2 separate regions of the Homo sapiens genome follow, and region 2 is linked to region 1. The links are chromatin loops, found by intact Hi-C in ENCODE. Cell type or tissue: HepG2. All regions are shown on one strand. Links, peaks and the distances in the headings refer to the core of each region. The heading gives the core; the rest is flanking DNA.

What was found. Peaks named below come from ENCODE experiments on the same cell type or tissue, not always from the same donor. Only the 100,000 strongest peaks of a DNase experiment are listed, where the experiment ranks them.
Region 2: it touches region 1 in a loop (13-fold over the local background); 1 of 110 quality-filtered maps calls a loop at or near these places.

The regions. Positions count from the first base shown.
Region 1 is chr3:14,298,673-14,304,789 of GRCh38, reverse strand. No RefSeq gene overlaps it. Among named protein-coding and RNA genes, the nearest start is that of LINC01267, 51 kb to the left of the region's middle. In HepG2, for the core only: no CTCF peak of the experiment used is centred there; a DNase peak (open chromatin) is centred at 2,989; H3K27me3 peaks cover 1,474 bases.
Region 2 is chr3:14,655,270-14,660,191 of GRCh38, reverse strand. It overlaps CCDC174 (coiled-coil domain containing 174), which reads right to left. Exons shown (of 11, transcript NM_016474.5): 3 at 4,563-4,663; 4 at 1,263-1,321. LOC124906215 (a long non-coding RNA gene) reads left to right here. Exons shown (of 3, transcript XR_007095827.1): 2 at 1,002-1,101; 3 at 1,402-1,480. Among named protein-coding and RNA genes, the nearest start is that of CCDC174, 6.0 kb to the right of the region's middle. In HepG2, for the core only: no CTCF peak of the experiment used is centred there; no DNase peak of the experiment used is centred there.

The sequences.
Region 1 (6,117 bases), core at 1,288-5,287:
GGAGACTGAGTATTCAGGAGCGTTCCTAGCAGAAGACAATTTCCTTACTGGTTGTGAGTGCCAGACAAACACTGCAGGACACCCATAGGCTCCCTCCTAGTGCCAAGAAGCAACCAAGCCCCAAGACCACATCTCTGCCCTCAGCCTTAACCTTCTGTCATGGCCCAGGGACACCAAAGAGGGATGGCAGGACACCAACACAGTGCTTATTTTCCCTCCTGGGACTCTGGCCACTTTCCATCTGTAAGCAGTGCCCAGAGCCACATCCAGCTCCAAGGTGAACACATGGCCACTGCAGAGGGGAGCTGGCTCCTGCCTCACCAGGTCTCTAAGCAACTCCACCCTTCAGGGGTGCATTGTGGCACAGAGGTGCCAACTGCTCCTCAGCCCCCACCTTCCATTCAGTGCCTGGCATTTCCTGCTGGGCACCCTGTGTCCTGTTCTTCCCATCACGGCTGCAGTTCCAGGATCTGTAGCCCTCAGAAATAACAAAAGGCCAAAGGAAAGAGCGAGAGGGCCCACCTTGCAGAGTCACAGGGAGGACGGAGGTGATGTGCACAGGACCTGGATTCTGCAGAGCGCGGGGTCCAGGGCTGGCTCTGTGATTTGTTGACTGTGTGGCCTTGGGTGGGTTCCACAACCTCCCTGAATGTCTGGTAGGGCTCTTTCTGAAGCTCATGACCAATCCCCTGCCCACTCAGTCCAGCAACCTGGGCTTGCAGGCCTGTAATGGAGGGATGCCAGCAAGGACAGAGCACAATAACGTGTGTGCCAATGTAAACGATAAAGTATGGTGTCCTCATACATTTCATAAATATTTGCTGAGAAGCTTCTAAGTTCTGGGCACTGGGAGGGATCCAGAGATGACTACAGCATCTCAGGGAGCCCAAAGCCAAGGGGAGGAGCCAGGACAGGGTCTTGCCATCTGCCGCTCACCCCCACCCTGTGCTCTGGGGACCGCTGCATCCTCAGGCTGTGGACTAGGAAGCTGAGGGTCACCCAGACAAGAGGAGGTGCTGGAGGTCACACAGTGAATATGCCTCGCTGGCCTTCCTGTCTGGCGTGTCTTCCTCTGCCCCCATCCAGGTAGGCTGGAGTTGGGTTTTGATGGAGGAGATTTTGGTTAGGAAGATGAGAGTGGTGGTAGCAGTTCAGGGCCAGGGGGAGGGACAGGAAGCACCAGATCAGTTTTGTGGGCAGCAAGTAGGTCAATGTGGTTAAGACACAATTGTCCCTGGGGTAGCAGGACAAGCAAGGGGATGAGCAGGGAGACAGGGTGCCAAAAGGCTCTGGGGAGCCTGAGGCCTCAGCCTGAAGCCACAGGAGTGTCGCCTGCACATCTGGCCAAACCCTAAGCTCTGAGCTGGGGACACACAGGGGAATTGAGCACTTCTCTGACCCCAGGAGCTCATTGCCTTGTCAAACAGTCAGAAGTGGAAAAGGGAAAGTGCAGGTGGTTGAGGAGCCAGGGAGCCGCTGGCCCAGCCTGGGCAGCAGGGAGGGCTTTTGTGGGGATGCAGGTCCTAGCCTGGATCTGAAAAGCTGAACAGGAGCCAGGTAGGTGGAAAGGGGTGTGGAGGACCCAGAAGGAGCGGCGACAGCAGAGGCCAAGGCTCTGCAGCTGGAGCCAGCGTCTGCATCTGCGGTGGCAGGAAAGATGAGAAGGGACTCAGCCCAGAGGAGAGAGGGAACCCGCCCTGAGCAAGAGGAGAGATGCCTTTTCCTCAGGGTGGGCAGAAGGAAGGAGAAGGCAGAGGGTGGTTTTGTGGATGCTGGGAGTGGGGTGCTGAGGACTGGATAGGGGATTAGGGTGACAGGTGGTACCTCTGTTCTCATTCCCACCATTCCCCGCCACCCCTCTACCCCACTGCTCCAGCCATGTGGGTCCCCTGGCTGCCCCTCCAGCATAGCTGCACTCTCCTGTCTCCAGGCCTTTGTGTGTGGGGTTCCCCTGGCCTAGAAAGCCTTCTCCCATTGTCTGCAGGGCTCACTCCTAGTCATCACTCACCTGTGCTCGTGTCTCCTCCTCTTATGGGTCTTCCTCGGCCACCCTCTTCTCCCTGACCTCCTGTTTATTCTGCTTTGCTTTTTTCCTGAGAACATACTACTTCCTGACATAGTATATATTCATGGTCTTATTTGCTTATTTTCTGTCTCATCCAATGAACATGTAACTCTCAGAGAATTTGTTGGTTTTGCCCTGGATGTATGCCTGGCACTTAGTACCAGGCATGCAGTTGGTGCTCAATAAAAGGGTGTTGGGTAAAGAAGTGACCCAATGAAGCAGGTGAGAGGTGGTGAGGTAGAGTCACTGGTGACTATCTTTTCTCCCTAAGACACACTTGGGAATTATTTACCCTCTGCACACTGACTGGGCAGGCGGACAGCCTTCCCCTGTGCCTTGAGCTCCTAGCCCTGTCTGCTCACCTCTGTGGAGACCCTAGGTTCCCACCCTTGGCCCCTGGTGTTGGCAGAAGGGGTCAGGCTGGGAGGGACAAAGGGACTGTAGTTTTGCTGGGAATGGGCATGGTGAGAGGGCTGGAGTTGAGAGGTTCACTCCAGATTTCAGGAAGCTTCCACATGCTTGATCCCACCACCATTCCCAATGCAGGGAACTCCTGGATTGCCGTCTCCACCAAGCTGGCCCCGGGAAAGGCCTACGGCCATTTTTGCAAATCAACCACATATCTTAAGCCCCATAAGCAACTGTGAAATAATATGAGATGAAACAGTGGCCACTTTCAGGGAGTAGAATCAATAGGGGTGGGGGCAACTCGGACCTTCTCTTTTACTTTATTATATGTCCTTTTATGCCATTTCAGTTTGTTTCAAAAATGAAATATTTAGGTCTAAAAGAAATGAAGACTTTACCTTTCAGGTGATTTTTCCGACATGTGAAATGACACACAGGCAAGGGAGTTCACCAGCATGGTTTGCTTCAGCGAGAGATCAGAGCGCCCTAAGTGAATGCCAGTGGGTGTTGCGAAATAGCCAGCGGGGCCTCCATGTAAGGGAATCCTGTGGACAGTAAAACAGAGTCAGGCGGCTGCAAGGTTCCGGCACGGTGCAGGGCATACAAAGCCCTCACTGGGGTGCGGGCAGCATCACACGCTCCCATTTGTGTAAACGATGTTTAGAGTGTCTCTGGACCAGACACACGACAACCAGCAGCAGCGGCTGCCTCTGGGCAAAGGAACCGGTGTCCCGGGCTCACAGGTGGGAGGGGAATGACTTTCTTTTTATGCTCTTTGGTACCCTTAAGATTTTGTATGGAACCTCCTCAAAAACAACTAGATAGAAGTTTAACAACAATTTGTTTTTAAAACATATCAAAGTTTTAGAAATAATTCTTTTTGAAAGGCATGGGGGAAGGGAGATAAAAGATGACAGATTTTTGTTCCAAGCACTGACGCACTCTTTGACCAGTGGGTAAGTCACTGGCTGTCTCTGAGCATCAGTTTCTGCCAAGTGTAAAATAAGCCAAGTCTCCCCGCTCAACGTGAGCAGTGTCACACAACTCCAGGGGGTGCCATTCACATTGCAGTCCATGTGACTGATCCCCTTGCAACTGTGCAGTGCGCAATGTAGGCAACTGGAGGAGGTGGCCCGGATATGAGGCGGAAATGGGAGAGTGGACAGGAGAGAGCTTGGCTGTCATGAGGGGTAGGGTGTGCACATGTGAGTGTGTGGAATGTGGCAGTGTGTTCCTCTGAGTGGGTGTGTACTTTCTGCTGATGTGAGTCCTACAGACACAGGCTGAGGAAAAGAGATCACCTCCTCTCTCCCAGGCTCAGGCTCCTGGGTCTTAAGAGCCAGGATTGAGAAGGGCACCCGCAGGGTGCTGAGGTTTCCCACTCCATCTTCCAAGGGCCCGCCACCCAGCAAGCTGTTTCTTCAGGCCCTTTCCATGTTGGCTCAGAACCTCCGTCCCCACGGTTGGGGTAGGAGAGAATTCCTCACGTCAAGATGCTTTCTGCTTTTCCAAGTGCAGAGTCAGAGCTAACTTGACTCAAATTCCAGCCTTGACTCTTTCTTTGTCACTTGATTAGAAACAGCTCTGACACTTTCTATTCCTGGGACCTTGGGCAAGGACCTTCAACTCTCTGAGCCTTAAGTTTTCTCATCTGTGAAACGGAGGCAGAGATGGTGGCCACCGCACAGTGTTGCTGTGAGTGTTAAATGTCCAGTGAGGTTTGACAGGTGGAGTGACTCACGCCTGTAATCCCAGCGCTTTGGGCGGCCAAGGTGGAAGGATCGCTTGAGGCCAGGAGATCGAGCCTGGGCAACACAGAGAGACCCTGTCCCTACCAGAAAAAAAAAAAAATTAGCAGGGCACAGTGGTGTGCACCTGTGGTCCCAGCTACTGAGGAGGCTGAGGTGAGAGGATCGCTTGAGCTCAGTTCAAGGCTGCAGTGAGCTATGATCGTGCCACACAGCATTGCAGCCTGGGTGACAGAGTGAGATCTTGTCTCAGAAAAAAAAAAAATTTTAATGTCCAGTGAGGTCAAGCACATAGTAGGCACTCAGTCAATGCCAATTCCCAATATTAGCTCCTATGGACTCTTGGGTACTCCTTATATACTCTGGGTGGGCTATGTTGATACAGACAGAAAACACCTGAAAGGAAACATACCCCACACTCTCAGCAGTGGTTGTCTGGGGAATAGGAGGGTGCTATTAAGCGCATGCATGATTTTAAAATCAGTAAAGTTGTTTTCATTCTGAAAACGAAGAAACAAAGTGAAAAAAGAGAATAGGTGAAGCCCAGAGGAATTTTAGGGTAGTGAAACTACCTAGTATGATCTAGTCATGGCAGACACGTTATGATACATTTGCTCAAACCTATAGAATGTGCAACACCAAGAGTGAGCCTCACATAGACTATGGAGTCGGGGTGATGATGATGTGTCAAGGTAGTTCACTCATTAACAAGTGCACCTGCTGGTGCCCCATGTTGGTGGTGAGGACACTGTGTACGGGGTGGGGGTGGGTGTTGGTGGTGAGGACACTGTGTGTGGGGTAGGGGTGGGTGTTGATGATGGGGACACTGTGAGTGGGGCCTTCTACCCTGTGCCAGCTGGGTCCCTGACACAAGGCCAGTGCTCGTAAACATTTGGGGCCTTTCTTACCTGGCCTGGGCTCTCTCATGAACCACACTCCCTCTTCCACAGTCAGGGATCTGGGTACCGCCCTCTTGTGTAGGAAGAAGATGCCACCCCCTTACACCTTCAGCAGGGAGAGGGGTCTCTCAGGTTAAGACCTTGGGTAGAGGAGGGGGACATCCGTGTGCAGAGGACCCCAGCTAGCCAGCCAGCCTGGGGCCAGTTCCTGGGGGCCCCAACTGATCCCCAGGATGACCTTCAATTATATGCCAGCAGGCTGGGTCAGAGAGAGCCACACAGCCCCTACTGGGCACACAGATGGGCACCTCTCCAAGGCCTCACACTTAACCTCAGGATGGGGGTGCAGGGGGCAGGGGCCCAATTCCCATCATCCTTCTCAGGTGGCAGAGAGTGGCCTTTGCCTCCTGATTGTTGTGCGACCTTGCATGGCTGGCATCCTCTCTGGCCCATCAGGTTCTGTTGATCCGGGTTCCTGACAAGCCCCAGGGGCTTTCTGGGCTGGGCCAGGGGTCTGCATGGCAGGGAGGTGAAGCAGAGGTCTAAAGAGTGGGCTGGGGCCAAGCCTGGGAGACTTCCAGACAAGCGCCAAGGTGCCGACCCCTCAGACACGCTCCAGGCCTCCCTGGCAGCCTCTCAATCCAGGCCTCTGGGGCTCACGAATGGCGGGGCCAGCAGATCTACAGGGGAGATGGCAAGACCACCAGGACTTGGCAGAAAACAAGCACAGGTGTCTTCTGCCAGACTGCCCAGCCTGAAATCTACAAGAGGAGGAACATTTACAGGAAGTGGCTCTTCTGGGCTCCTTCACCTGAACCCTGAGACAGGAAGCAGACTCTGGCCAGGGTGGTGTGGTAGGTGGGTGAGGACCTGAGCCCCACTTTTAATCCACCTCCTCCTCTACCCCGCTGAGTGCCTTCCGGTGCAGCACTTCCCTGGTGGAGCCTCAGAGCCCAAATCATCATTCTGTGGTCACAGACAGTAAGTGCCCTGTCCG
Region 2 (4,922 bases), core at 747-4,746, 360 kb before region 1:
ACCTGAAATGGAGAGGAAATGTCTGAGTTATAAGGCCATAGGCTAGTGAGGCCTCCTGGTAGGCGGCCATCCTGCTGCCCCTTCAGGAAGAAGGCAAAACCTCTCCCACAGTACCTAGCTTTGTTGAGTGTCTGACCTTCCTGTGCCAGGCTCCTGCTATACAGGGAAAGTGCCCCTGCTGTCTGGGAAGAAGCGGTCAGGGACCTAGGACCAGCCTGGCCTCTCTCCTACTGTACCTGGGCCCCAGCCATGCTAGGCTAGGTGACTCTGTTGACCTCTGGCCCTGCCCTCCTCAGCTGGTCTGCTTACCAATCTACCCCTGCAGGATCCCTTTCTCCAGCTTGCCAAAGCTAAGCCCAACTTCTCCCAAAAGACTTCCCTGATTACATATTCACTCTCCCTGCCTCATAAAATCTCTTCTACTGTTGTCTAATTATGGATTGGGTTTTTTCTGGGGGATATGAGAAAAGGGAGTTTTTTGTTTTTTTTTTAGAGATAGGGTCACACTCTGTCACCCAGGCTGGATCATAGCTTACTGCACCGAGGATGCAGTGGCATGATCAACAGCTCACTGTAATCTCAAAGTCCTGAGCTCAAGCCTCAGGCTCCTAAATAATGGGACTATAGGCATGAACCACCATGTCCAGCTAATTTTTAAATTACTTTTTGTAGAGACAGAGTCTCACCATGTTGCCCGGGCTGGTCTCAAACTCCTGCCATCAGGTGATCTGCCTGCCTTGGCCTCCCAAAGTGCTGGAATTACAAGCGTAAGCCACTACACCCAAACAGATTTAAAGCAATTATAAGCACAGCACAGAAAAAAAATTGAAAATAGAGGGAAAATAGGGAAAGAAGAAACATAACTCTAGCACCTAACAGAACCACAATTCCACCCAGCCCAACCCACCCTGTTTTAGCACAGCTGTAATTGTAGGTAATTGCGGCCTACTCAGACATTGTTCCCTAACTTTGCTTTGTTCTGTGTCATTTTCCTCCACCAGATGACCCTGCCTTGAGGGCAGAGACAGAGGATCTGGCTTCCAGTACTTGTTTGTCCCTTCCAGGCACCTAACATGCTGCCAGGCACCCACTAGACAATTGGTAAATTATTGCTGATTTTCTTGTCTCTGTGCAGCCATGGAAAGTAAAATTTTGACGTCTAAATTTTCTCTCTACTCCTACAGTTATTTTAACAAGTAATGTAATATCAAAGGGCTGTATGCATTATAGAAAATGAAGTAGAAATAACAAATTTTATTTACCTATAAAGTCTCCTTTAGTCATTTTTTCATATAATTTGGCTTTTTCTTCCAATTTTTCCCTAGGAGAAAAAAAATACAAGTATTAGAAATGGTCTTATAACTGTTCATCCTGGTTGCCCCCACACTCCCTGCCTGACAGGTACCATCTGCCCATGAGGCCCAGCCTGTCAAGACAACCACAACCAGCACAGACCACACCATCCTGAGGAGACCCTCAGACCACCCTGCCCCATGTCTGCTCTGCCAAGGAAAACAGAAGCTCCGTGAGTGCATGGCCTGTGTCCTCTTATTTATTACTTGGTCCCAGGGCCTAAAATAACACTTGGCACACAGTAGGTTCTCAATCAATATTTGATGAATGAATAAGTGGATCAACTGACTTAAGAATCCAACAACTTAATTTAACTGCCAACTTAAAACAAATGTCAACATTCCAACAAAGCAGCCTCTCTGCTCACAGTAATTCTGATGACATGTATTTTTCAGTGGTACAGACCATGAGAGGGTAAGCAATTCTTTATTCTGGAAATACTTAATGATGGTAAAGAGAAGCCCCAAAGAGTTCTCTTGTGGATGATCTGCGAGTTCTCTTGTGAATGACCACTCTTAATCACAATGTCAGAAACATTCCTCTTTTATTTTACACATCCATTCACCAAGTACTTATTGCACACCTCCTACCTGCCAAGCACTGTTTTAGGCACTGAGGACTCACAGGAACAAGAAAAAGTCCCAGCTTCCTGGGAGTTCCCATTCTAGAGATGGAGAAGGACAATAAAGAAAGGAATGAAAAGGAGGACCTGAGACTGTGAGAAGAGCTGTGAGGGGAAGAAACGCATGCCAGCAGAGAGGCCCCTTGACATGCAGTAATGCAGTGCATGGTGGACCGGCTCACTCATATCAGGCTTCTAAGACCCCTATTTTGGAGGGCTCTTACTGTAACTAGCTGGTCATCAGAGGATCTTACTGTTTTAATGAAAAGAAAACTAGAAAAAATTTAAAAGTCAAACAGAACACAAAGCAACAAGTGTCAGGTTAGAGTGAGTGGGCAGGACACTAACTGAGAGAGGGCAGTCAGGGGAAACCTCTCTGAACATGAAAACGGAGCCATGGCTTGCACAGCAAGAAGCAGCCAACCACAGGAGGATCTGGGGGCAGGGAAGGCAGGTCAGAAAAAGGAAAGATTAAGTGAGGATGAGCTTGACATTTTCAAGAGAGACCAGTAGAGCAGAGGGTGCTGAGCAAAATAGAGAATGGTGCAAAATAGAGACAGAGACAGGCAGGGATGAGAGCACGTGAGAAAGGATATGAAACTTGGTGCAGTGTAGCAACAGTTTTCAGGGGTTAGGAACAGACTACAAATGGATAATTGAGATCAAGGAAGGTGTCAGGGAAACGGCCGCTGGATTTAGTGGATGAGGATGTCACTAGTGACTTTAAAGAACAGTTTCTTCTGTTGAGTTAGAAAGATGGGATTCAGAGCATGAGAGCAGGGACACTGCCTGCAACCTCTAAGTGCCAGACACTATTTATCTCCTTTAATTCCCTGAAGGACTTCATAACCTAAGTATTAACCACCTCACTTCATAGATAAAGAAAGAGTCTTAACAGATAACTAACTTGCCCAAGGCCTTCTACCTCAGAAAAGCCTGGGACTGTGCTTGCGTGTTCTGAGCTCTGGAGGGAGGCAGACATCCTGCAGTTGTCTTGACTCCCACAACACAGCAAAACCAAAGTGCTTCATAAAAGTTACTGCATAGAAAAAGCACAGCAAAGTGCCAAGAAAAACTCTTGATACACAGAGCAAAATAATAAAAGATCATGGTAACTTTGGACAAAATTAAAATTCTGAGAATATGTCCAAGAGTGGGAAATGTCTCAAAACTGATCATATCTTTAAGTAAAGCCTGAGGTCTGTTGGGGACAGGTCAAATGCTAAGAAAATGTCCCCAAATGGGCTAATATTCTGCCTTCTATCTTCAGACCCAAGATTGCTGAGCAACCTTGGCAACTACTGTTTGGGACCACAGAATTTTATTATTCCATATATCCAAAAGCACATGTAGCAGTCATGCCAAACATTGAAACTTGGGATTCTCTCTGAGGGTGATGCTGTCTTTTCTTTAGAAAAATAATAAAGATGGAATGACAGAATTAGAAAAATCATCATTCTGAAACCAGCAATGTGATAACTGATAACTATCAAGATTCATCAATGATAACAAATCATTGCATGGAAATGAGTTGGTGAAGAGGATATTCACACAGTCTCCAAATTTCCCACTTCAGATTACTATTAATTACAAATTGGGGAGGCACCTTTACAGTGGTGAAACCAAGCATATATACCTTAACCAAGTAATCAAACCTATCAACACCAATAACGACTCAAACTGACCTTATGAGCCTCCTGATGTGATTCAATGGGAAGGACACACCACTGCCCACATAGTATTCTTACCAAAAACATTTCATACGACTCTAATTGGTTGTGGGACACTGCAGAAATAACTGGCCTGGACCCTTTAAAAACGTTAATGGCATAACAGACAACCAAAAGGCAAGGGAACAGTTCTAGATTAAAGAAGACTAAACAGATTTGACAACTACAAACAATGGGTAATCTTTGAATCCTGGATTTTTTTTTAAATCTATAAAATACATAATTGTACTGGGATAACTGGTGAAATCTGAATATGGACCACAAAATAGATAATACTAATTTATCAGTGTTAAATTTCTTGGGTTTGATAGCGGTATTGTGGTTATGTAGGAAAATGTCCTTGTTCTCAGAAGATATAGGCTGAACGACTTACAGGGAAAGTATGAAGCTTAAAGTCTCTCTACACACGCGTGTGTGTGTGTAAGAGAGAGAGAGGGAAAGCACATGTGACAAGATGTTAACTGGGGAATTTAGGTGAAGAATATTAGAATGTTCTATGTACCCTTGAAGTTTTTCAAAATAAAAGGTGGGGGGGAAGTTTAGGGTTTCTAAATTCTAGTGTCATCCCACCTAGCCCACACCATGGGAAAACCTCTTAAAAATGTATTGATAATCTTAGTGTCTAACAAAGGCTGACAGCAAGAATGTTTCATCTTATAAACTGTGACTATGTTTTACCTTTTTATAAGACTACAGATATATCTGCAAATTATATTATTTTTAGAGTACTTAGAGCATTGGGCTAGAAGGATGTTAAAAATAAAATTTGTAAATCAAAAAGGACAAAATTTGAACTTCCATTTCTCTGCCTGGGTAGCCTCAAAGCTAACTATATTTACCAGAGCTTATAACTTTACCTTGCTTTGTCTAAAGTCTTCTGTTCTTCAATCTTCTGTTCAGCATCCTTCTCAGCTCGATTTGAAACGCCTACATTCTGTTTGCTCCAGATACTTGGTTTCTGGAGAATAATTTTAGAAGACAAAACAGAACCACATGATTGCCAAAAAATCTCTACTTGTGCATCAGGAAAAAAAAAAACAAAGGAGATCATGAGTTCTTATGAATCAATGGAGATAACTAGATAAGCTGTGTCCTACAAAGATACTGACTATACATGGCAAGCAGGAGCTAAAAAAAGAGCCCTCAATTATATAAATAACTTTTTTTTTTTTCTTTGAGACAGGATCTCACTCTGTCACCCAGGCTGGAGTGTGGTG